Linked DNA regions of Homo sapiens: region 2 is linked to region 1. A link is a contact called in ENCODE Hi-C data. All regions are on one chromosome and are shown on one strand. Each heading gives the region's core, a stretch centred on a gene start or an enhancer-like site at or near the end of the contact. The rest is flanking DNA. Distances are from core to core; before and after follow the strand shown.

Evidence for each region. Hi-C counts contacts between places; a loop is a spot of excess contacts on that map. Pooled maps may share reads with other maps.
Region 2: a loop to region 1 is called in a pooled map, with 5 times the contacts of the local background. The contact joins the enhancer-like site here to the promoter of CARHSP1-DT in region 1. A Hi-C loop is called at or near these places in 2 of 50 pooled maps.

Annotation. Positions count from the first base shown.
Region 1 is chr16:8,866,815-8,871,885 of GRCh38, forward strand. It overlaps CARHSP1-DT (CARHSP1 divergent transcript), which reads left to right and starts at 2,467. Exons shown (of 2, transcript NR_186721.1): 1 at 2,467-2,514; 2 at 2,799-3,225. It overlaps CARHSP1 (calcium regulated heat stable protein 1), which reads right to left and starts at 2,192. Exons shown (of 4, transcript NM_014316.4): 1 at 2,152-2,192. RefSeq lists enhancers at 1-349, 1,355-1,414 and a silencer at 1,555-2,514.
Region 2 is chr16:9,912,220-9,917,290 of GRCh38, forward strand. The region is part of intron 3 of GRIN2A (glutamate ionotropic receptor NMDA type subunit 2A); the gene reads right to left. Among named protein-coding and RNA genes, the nearest start is that of GRIN2A, 270 kb to the right of the region's middle. Within about 2 kb of position 2,257, at least 3 of the 41 ENCODE cell types and tissues checked have a DNase peak (open chromatin) inside an H3K27ac peak, as active enhancers do.

The sequences.
Region 1 (5,071 bases), core at 1,217-3,716:
CAACAGTCACAGAGAAGTGCAAACAGGCGGGCAGGGAAGGTGCAGCCCGGCGCCTACGTCTGCCCAGAGCCCCCTCCCAGGCCCCGCCAAGCTGGGAATAGCTCTTCCGCCCTCAGGAGCCCCTGAGTGCTGGGAAGAGGCCGGAAACCCGAGGAGTGTACCGGGAACCCAAGGGGGCCTCCAACATTGCCATTGCCTGTGCCCCCATTAGCACCCCTGGACGGCCTCGACCGGACGGGCGACCCCACCCAGCAGGGAGACGGTCACCCCACCGCCACCACCCACCTGGGACCCTGCGCCCGCCCCAGTTCTCAGCCTGGACTGCCCCTCCTGCGGGAAGCCCAAGCCCTCCTTCTCAACAAGAACCCTACTCTACACGCCTCCCCCACTCAATCCCTCCATCCTTCCCTCCATTCTCGGGGGGCTTTGGCTCAGACCTGAGATTGAGCCCTGACTGGTCCCCACTCCCTCTGTGACCCCTGCCAGGCGATTTCACCGCCCCACCCGAGTTTCCTCATCTGTCAAAGGGGACAGGAGCGGTGCTGCGTCGCAGGGCTCGGACGCTGTGCAGATGGTGCCGCGAAAATGCCAAGCGCACGGCGGGCTCAGTCCACAATAGTGCGGCTGATGGTGGAAGTGTCAGGCACGGGCCCATCTGAAATCACCTTCCCTCCCATTCCTGCCCCTGCTGATGGAACACAAACCAAATGCGCTGGCTTTGCCACTCGGTGGAACAAAGACCGATCCCCTACCTAGGGGACCCACCGTCAACCACCCTCAACCCCACCCCATGGCCCCACGCCAGGCCTAGCTCAGCTCATTGAAAACATCTACTCCCAGCCGGGCTCTGCGCCTCTTTCTTGCCCTGAAGGGACCAGCATCGAGAACTCACGGTCATCACCGAGGCCACCCAGGGAGTGCAGAGGGCGGTGGGGTCTCCAAGGAGGACCCCGAGCCCAGAGGAGGGCCAAAGGCCCGAAGGGAGGGAGAACAGAGGCAGAGAGAGGCTGGAGAAGGTAGTGGCGGAAGATAACAGGAAGCCCTGCTGAGAAGTTGGGGACTTAGACGACAATGGGACTTCGGTGGACGATTTTCAGCGTGGGGTAGATCTAAGCGGATTGTTTTTCTAAGTTCCCTCTGGCTTCAGAGTGGCAGCAAATGACAGGGGCAAGCAAGACTGGGCACAGAGAGACTGAGAAATATCAAAACAGCAAGTTAAAAAACAGTAGCTTACGTGTCTCCCGGCACGGGGCTAGCTGCCTCCTTTTACTCTCACACACCCTCTCATGCCAGAAGAAGTCAGAGCCCAGTCTGCAGATGGGGAAACTGAGGCTCCGAGAGGCCTCCTATTTGGCAGAGATTTCCCCACCTATTAAGACCCAAGGCCCTGCCTGGAGCGGGACGTCTCCGCCTCCCCCAGCACACACATCCACTCCAACCCCAGAAAACCATAGGGCCGGAGGCTTCCTTTTTAAAAATCAAAAAAGAACATTTCACTTCCGGCCTGCAAACCTGAACCGCCAGCGCAGCCTGCGGAAAGGGGGCCTGTGGGCGCGGGTGAAGTTTTTCTCCAGCGCCTAAGGCACCCCCACCCCCATCCGGGCGCAAACACCCGGGCCCAGCGCGCCCGGCGGCTCCTCCTCCCCCAGATGCGGCTAATCGCGCGGCGCCAGGACGGCTCCCCACCTCCCCCGCCGGGCCTGGCCGCCGTCCCAACCTCGAGCCACAGCTGGCGCGGCCAGGCCCGGCGGGGGGTGGCTCTGCTTCCCGCGTGCGACGCCCCCCGCGCCTCGCCCCACCGCCCGGCGAGTCCCCCGTCCAGGGCTCCCGCCCAAAGGCAAAAGCAGCGGGGAGGGCGGGAAGAGCTTCCCCTGCACGCAGAGAACAGGTGGCCAGGCGGGAAGTACTACCCGACGTCCGCCTAGAATCCTTGCCGCTGTTGCCACACCCACCCCTTCCCCTGGGGAGGAGCAACCCGCGTTCCCCAAACAGGCCCCGAGAAACCCAGCCCGGAGCCCTCCTCTGCCGAGCTAGAAGACCCTGCAGGATGGGGGACGATGGAGGCAGAGGAGGCCGAGGCCCCACCCCTGCGGCTCCCGGGGCCGCGGGCCAGGGGCGCCTATCCTGGGGTCCCCGAGAAGAGCTCCCTACCCTGCAATCCGTTCTGCTCCGCCAGCCGCTTCGCTCCGACTGAGAGCGCGGAGCTGGGGAGGGGGCGTGGCCCGAGGGGGGGTGGGGCGCCGATCCCCGCCCCCAGGAGCTCCCGGCCAATGGGGCTGCGGGAGGGAGCCCGGGACGGTGGGGGCGGGCGGGGCGGGAGTGGCCCGGACAGGACCTTTGTGTCCGCGCCTTAGACTGGCGGGAGAGCGGAACGCAGAGCGCGGGACGTAGGGGCCGGGGCGGGGCGGGGCGGGGCGGAGCTGGGCTGCACCCACCAGCAGAAAACGCCCCTGCAAAGTGGGGGAACTGTGTCCCTGCGCCCGTGCAGTTCCTTCCCCTCGCCACGCGCGCCAGGTGCGGCTCCCACCTGCCTTTGGCTCTAAAATCTGTATAATCCCGGAGGGTGTCACTTTTAGCAGAAAGGAAATAAAGGAATGAAAAGAGAGACGGAAGAAAACAAGCAAAAAACAGAAAGGAGGAAAAGGGAAAGAAAAAATACACACGCACACACACACCAGAAAAACAGGGTTTTGTTTTCTCGTTGGGGATTTTGATTTTGTTCTCTTCTCTTGTTTCATTTCTAGCCTTCCTTGAGTCCTCTGTTTTTGGAGGTAAAAAATGTTACCTCTGTTTTGCAGGAGAGGAAACTGAGGCACAGAGAGGCGACCAGCCCATGGGCACGGCCAGTCGAGAGCAGCCCCTGAAGGCGAGCCTAGATCCCGGGACCAGGGTCAGCTTGGTATTTGAGGGGCGCGGGGAAGGAGAGAGGTCCCCGGAGCTCGCCCGGGACAACAGGGCCCCCGGAGGCGGCGGTGAGGACTGTGCCTGCCTCACTCTGCAGCCCCTATTGGGGCCACTGGGGAAAAGGCCCAGCAGCGAAACCAACTAGTCCAAGCCAGGCAAGGAACCGTCCTAGACGGCTGGTGGGAACAACCGCGCAGCTGCTGTGGAAAAAGCCCGGCGGTTCCTCAAACCACGAGCCCTGGAGTCTCCATAAAACCCATCAACTCCACTCCTAGGTGTCTGCGCGCCCAAGAGAAATAAAAATGTTTGTCCACACAAAAATTTACTTGAGGCCGGGTGCGGTGGCTCACGCCTGTAATTCCAGCTCTTTGGGAGGCCGAGGCAGGAGGATCACTTGAGCTCAGGAGTTGGAGACCAGCCTGGCCAACATGGCGAAACCCCGTGTCTATGAAAAATACAAAAATTTGCCGGGCTTGGTGGCGGGTGCCTGTAATCCCAGTTACTTGGGAGACTGAGGCAGGAGAATCACTTGAACCCGGGAGGTGGAGGTTGCAGTGAGCCAGGATCATGCCACTGCACTCCAGCCTGGGCGACAGCGAGTCTCCGTCTCGGGGGGGAAAAAAAGTTAAAAATAAATAAATAGGCCGGGCGCGGTGGCTCACGCCTGTAATCCCAGCACTTTGGGAGGCCGAGGCGGGCGGATCACGAGGTCAGGAGAACGAGACCACGGGGAAACCCCGTCTCTATTAAAAATATTAAAAATTAGCCGGGCGCGGTGGCGGGCCCCTGTAGTCCCAGCTACTCGGGAGGCTGAGGCAGGAGAATGGCGTGAACCCGGGAGGCGGAGCTTGCAATGAGCCGAGATAGTGCCACTGCACTCCAGCCTGCCTGGGCGACAGAGCAAGACTCCATCTCAAAAATAAATAAATAGATAAATAATGATTTACTTGTTGGGCTGGGCGTGGTGGCTCACGCCTGTAATCCCAGCACTTTGGGAGACCGAGACAGGAGGATCTCTTAAGCCCAGGAGTTTATGACCAGCCTGGACAACATAGTAAGACCCCTTCTTTACCAAAAAAAAAAAAGTTTTAATTAGCCAGGAGTAGTAGCACCCACCTGTAGTCCCAGCTACTGGGGAGGCTGAGGTGGGAGGATCCCTTGAGCCCAGGAGATCGAGGCTGCTGTGATCCGTGACTGCACTGCTGCACTCCAGCCTGGGTGACAGAGTAAGATTTATAGCAGTATTACTCATAGTAGCCAAAAGGGAGAAACAGCTCAGATGTCCATCAAGTGATGAAAGGATAAACAAAATGTTGTGTATCTATACAGTAGACAACTATTCACTCATCAACAGGAATGAAATCTTGATGCAAGCTACAACATAGAGGAACCTTGAAAATATGCTAAGAGAAAGAAGCCACACAAAGGCCGCACTTTGTGTGATTCCATCTGTATGAAATGTTCTGAATGGGCAAATCTCTAGAAACAGGAAGTAGATTAAGGGTTGCCAGAGGCTGGGGGTGGGGGTGCGGGCTAGACGGTTGATACTTAAAAGGTACAGGGGTTTCTTTTTGAGATGATGAAAATGTGCTGAAAGTGATGGTGGCGATAGTTGCACAAGTCCGTGGATATACTAAAAATCATTGCATTGTGTGCTTTCAATGGGTGAACTGTATGGTGTGTGAATTATGACTCAGTTAAGCTGTTTTTAAAAAGTCAAGGCCAGGCACAGTGGCTCATGCCTGTAACCCCAGTACTTTGGGAGGCCTGGGAGGGCGGATCACTTGAGCTCAGGAGTTCACAACCAGCCCAGCCAACATGGTGAAACCCTGTCTCTACTAAAAATACAAAACTTATCCCGGTATGATGGTGCACACCTGTTATCCCAGCTACTCGGGAGGCTGAGGCATGAAAATTGCTTGAACCTGAGAAGTGGAAGTTGCAGTGAGCCGAGATTGTGCCACTGCAGTCCAGCCTGGGCGACAGAGCCAGACTCCACCTCAATAAATAAATAAATAAACAAATAAACAAGCGGGGACACTGGGGTGGGGGTGGGGGGAGGCCATGACCAGGAGGGGCACAAGGTGGGATTCTAGGATCTGGTAAACTTCTGTCCCTCAGTCTGGGTACCTGGGTGGGTTCACTTTATGAAAATTCATCCACGGCC
Region 2 (5,071 bases), core at 1,007-3,506, 1.0 Mb after region 1:
ATGGCAATGATGATAGATAATGATGTTGGTGATGGTGTGATGTTGATAGCAATGGTGGTAGTGATTATGGAGATGATGCTATAAATGGTGATGGCAATGATGTGATGTTGATGATGATGACGATGATACCAATGTCGGCATCATTTAGTCTCTGCCCTTTCCAGAACCATGGTTCCAGAAACACCATTTTCAGAACGTAGCCCCTGATGAAATGCATATAAAAGCTTTATGAAGCTGCAAAAGGAATAATGAAAAGATAAAGCACTCTTCTTAAAATTCAGAGTAAGTGGGTGGGGTGGGGGGAGGGTAGTACAAAGAAGTGGTTAAGAACAGAAGCTTTGGACTTAAGAGTCCTTGCTTTGTATCTCAGTATTGCTAGTTATGAGTCTGCCTCTTTAATTGTGCCAACTGGGATTCATGTTTAAAATCTGCATAATGGGGATAATAAAAATACTCATATGGAGTATCTCTGCGTATTAAAAGGGCAATATGCACAAAACACTTTGTAGAGAGCCTGGAACATAGTAACTGAAGAATAAACATTAGTTATCACTGGTATTAATGGGCACAATTAAAGGTGAATGATCTGAGCCAAGGAACAAATGCTATTGAATTTCATATCTAAAAGGCAGTAATAGCTGTGCTGTTCAGCAAAAGTGGATGGGAGGATTCCAAGGCAGATAATTCAGCTGGACCCAAATAGTCTCCACATAGAAGAGTTTTAAGGTTATCTATCTAAACCAACAGAACTGCTCCCTCTGCCCTTGGCCTCGCCATACATTGCAGAAACTCTTCCCAGTCTTCCTGCCAGAAGATTCCAGTGTCCACATGATTTCTCTCCACTTCTTTGGAGGGTCCCTTCCACTGATAGCTTAAAGTGTCAGCAAGAGTTTCCTTTCACTGAACCACAGTTATTTCCTTGAAGCTTCAACCCACTAGCTCTAGTTCTCTACTGTAAGCAAAGGAGACTAATTCTACTACAATTTCCGGATGGCAGTCCTTTAAAACTCTGAAGCCAGTTCTTGGGTCACTCCTTATGAGTCTCCTCTAGGGAAACATTTCTCATAAGACACATAGTAGATATGGGTGCTCTATTTCATTCAAAAATATACATATAGAGTCTTCACTCTTTTTCTCCAGACAGGATCTTGAATTTGCAGAATGAGATTCTATTCCAGGGACCTTTATGTAAAGATTTATAGACATTTGCTACAACGCATTGTGCAACCTTGTATTTTAGGTCAAATAAGTAATTGAAACAAGTTTCTTTATGTTTCCCCTCTATATAGAAATAATTAATAATAATATTAAATTGAGGGTCCAACATCGGCTAGGCACAGTGCTGGGTGTTTAACATAAGTTATCGCATTTTATACTTCAGCAGCTCTGGAACTAAGCAGCTAATGCATTCAATTGAGAGAGTGTTTGCATGTTTCGGAAATTGGGCCTTGTATCCTGGAAAAGAGCTATATTCTACGCTTCATTTACACTTCACTCATCAAAACACTCTTTGGTAAGAGCTATTTGATGTTCTAGGTCCAACTTTTTTTTTAGCTTTTGCCTTTGAGAGGTCATGTTTTGCATTCTTTGACTCAATCCTCAAGGCTCTGAGCCTGCTTAAAATGTAGAAGGCAGATAACGTTTGGGCTTGAAGTTTGAAATAACATTTTTTTTTCCATTTCTCCTTTGGGAGGGATATTGTATTTCACCCACAGGGGTTCTTTTTACTTGTTGCTGATTTTCAAAAGAAAAAAAGAAAAGAACAAAATTACAAAATCCATTACGTGAAGGCATTAGAACTGAGTGTGAAAAACAATTTAGAATAGAGGCTCCCAAGAATGTTTGATTTGGAGAGAACTAGAAAATCATTCTTGGTTAAAAAAAAAAAAAAGATGCAGTTCCAGTATTAGAATAAAATCAGACACTAATTTCTTCCAGCTAAAGTACAGCCAAGAGTCAAAATGCCAAGTCATCATTTAAAAAAACGGCAAATCTTAGTATTTCTTTCCTGGACAAAAACACCTAGGAAGACAATAAAACTTTACAGAACTGCCAGTTTTCAACATGCTGGCAGCAAAACCCAGCAGATGCACCAACAAGAAAGGCAGACCTAAACCAGCCTAGCAGGGGCATCATTTGGCAAAGGGACAGCCTGCCACCATACTGGTTTCTATTTCAGATAACAAAATTGTCCAATAGTGTCTAATAGAGTTAACTCAACCAGCTGTGTGGCTGACAGGCCTGCACCTGCTTTCAGTATCAGTTCTGGCTTCTGAACAGCACAGGCTATTCCAGTTCTTCTCACCGTGTTAAACCACAGAAAATTTCCCAATGCACAAGTTCTGAAACTATCTTCAACGCATACGCATTTGTTTTGCTGTGGCTCAGAAGTTAGGCTTATTGAAGATGGAAAGATGGTCCCAGAGAGAACAAAGTGGGAACGTAAGGGGCTCCCAGACCCAAAGCTGAGGAAGACGACAGTGAATTGAAACTTGCCATTAAGGCTATAACAGCTTAATCACCTGGATATGATAGCAGCAGTTAGACAAGCCACAAAGAGACTCAACTGAAAGCTGAAGCATTGTGCTACAAGACAGCTAAGGGGCAGAAGAGCCAACAGCAACATTCCCCACATGTGGGAAGGGGCATATGTTTCCATTTATTTACAGCCTATTGATTATGCAGCTTTTTTTTTTTTTTTTTTTTTTTTTTTTTTTTTTTTTTTTTTTTTTAATGAGACGGAATCTCACTCTTTCATCCAGGCTGGAGTGCAGTGGCGCGATCTCGTCTCACTGCAAGCTCCGCCTCCCGGGTTCACGCCATTCTCCTGCCTCAGCCTCCCTAGTAGCTGGGACTACAGGCAACTGCCACTGCACCCGGCTAATTTTTTGTATTTTTAGTAGAGATGGGGTTTCACCATGTTAGCTAGGATGGTCTTGATCTCCTGACCTCATGATCCGCCCGCCTCAGCCTCCGAAAGTGCTGGGATTACAGGCGTGAGCCACCACTCCCGGCCAACTATACAGAATTCTTAATAAGGCAAGCTGAAGCTGACGGCAATTTACAAGTCAGGGAAATAAGAATCAACTGGTCAAGGAACACATCAAAACTGGGAGGACTTGAATCAAGTCCACCACCCTTAATAATAGCCACCTTCCTTAAGAACAGCACAGACCTACACAACTATCCAAATGTTCTAATAAAGGTAGAAAATACATACAAACAAGTATTTTTCTGTGAAAGCAGCTTTATGGTAAGATTATTTATCAAGGCCATTGCCCCAATTACTTGTTTCTACTTATTTGAACAGAGACAGTGTAATGGAATCCTGCTCCTAAAACTTGTATGTTTTTTTAACCAATGGTAAGAGATGGGACTCACAACTCACAGTTGCTCTGTCCAATGAATTGATGTAATTGATGTCATTGTTATTAATATTAGAAGTACACCATCAATGGAGGTAGTTTAGGTGGTGGTGACAAGCACTGACTCTGGAGTTAAATTATTTGGGTTTGTGAACTGTCTCTGCAACTTGCTACTTATATAAACTAGTTGTTATTTCACCTCTTTGAGCCTCCGTTTTTTCATCTGTTAAATGGAGATACTAATGGCACCTACATGACAGGTTTGTTGTGAGAATTAGATTGATTAATAAATAGAATTTAGCACAGTATGCCAGACACACTCTAGGCACTTGATAAATGCTAATTACTGTAGATGTGATAATACCTTTGGTTGTTGTTAATTAATCAACATCTGTACTTCCTTCCTGGGATTATTGAGAGTGCTGCAACAATTTCTCATCTGCCAATTATTTGCCAACTTTGTCTTCTGGAGTTGGAGGCATAAGAGTTAGGTCAATCTCTTTGTGTAATCTTGGTTATATGATGTCACCTCTGTGAACATTATCTGTAAAATTGGAATAATCCCATGCAACTCAAAGAATTGTTATGAGGATTCAAGATTTTGTATATGAGTCTAAAACACTATATAACATTATTGTAATAATTATTAATTATGTCTAATTAGGAGGGTAATAAAGCAAAATGATCCCATGACCCCACAGATCCTCCCAACAGTCAAAAGCTTCATGACATGAGTCCTTGGAAAAAAAGAAGAGAAAGTTGCATTAAACATCACCCAACTTCTCAAGAGAACCAGAAATTGTGAGTAGGAGCTTTTCATACACCCTGAATCTGCCGGCACGTATAAATCGAGGTCTTCTCATTCTTCCCTCATTTTCAATACCACTTATTGGGAAGGAAGGTACTGAAATGAAAACAATTTGGAACCAAAAGGCACAACTCTCAGAGCCACAGCGATACAGTGACAAGTGAAATGGGCTTTCTAATAGTATCCTGCTGCGGATTAACAGACACCTGGTATTCCACCTCGGAGGTGGCTGGTGATGCAGCCTTCTTCACTAGGAGTCAACGGTCCACTCCTAGCTCTTTTTCCACCATCCTCCCTTTTCCAACCTTTCAAGGCATGACCTCTTTTCCACCAGTTCCTCCCCGCCACCCACATCCCATATATTAACAGAAGCCCTTCAAATATCTCCTCCAGCTTTTACAAGGCAGAGATGGAGTTGGTCATTTAACATATGAAAGGAATTTTCTTCTGGGGAGTTAAGTAAGTGATGTGAGGAAGTGATGAGCATCCTTTTGGCAGCTACTGCTCCATGGTGTCTCTTGGCCTTCAAACACCCAACTTTCCCTTTTGCAGAGGTAGCGTTGCCTAGTGGTTCATAGCAGACACTCTGAAGTGAGAAAGACCCGAAACTGAGTCTACCATGAGAATAAGTGTTTTTATTACCTTATAAACACTAAAATATTTCCCATCTCAGGGACTTTGCGCACTCTGCTCCCTTTGGCTGGAATGACTTTTCTCCGGCTCTTTTCATATCTGATTCTTCACCCTTCAGCTTTCAGTAGAAACATCACTTCTGCAAAGAGGCAAGAGGTGTGTTCCTTCCATCCTTCACGTTTTCCATCTCAGTACCCCATATCTGCCCTTCACAGGAGCCATAATATAGTGCAATTATTTTATGTATTTGATTCCTTACTCATTT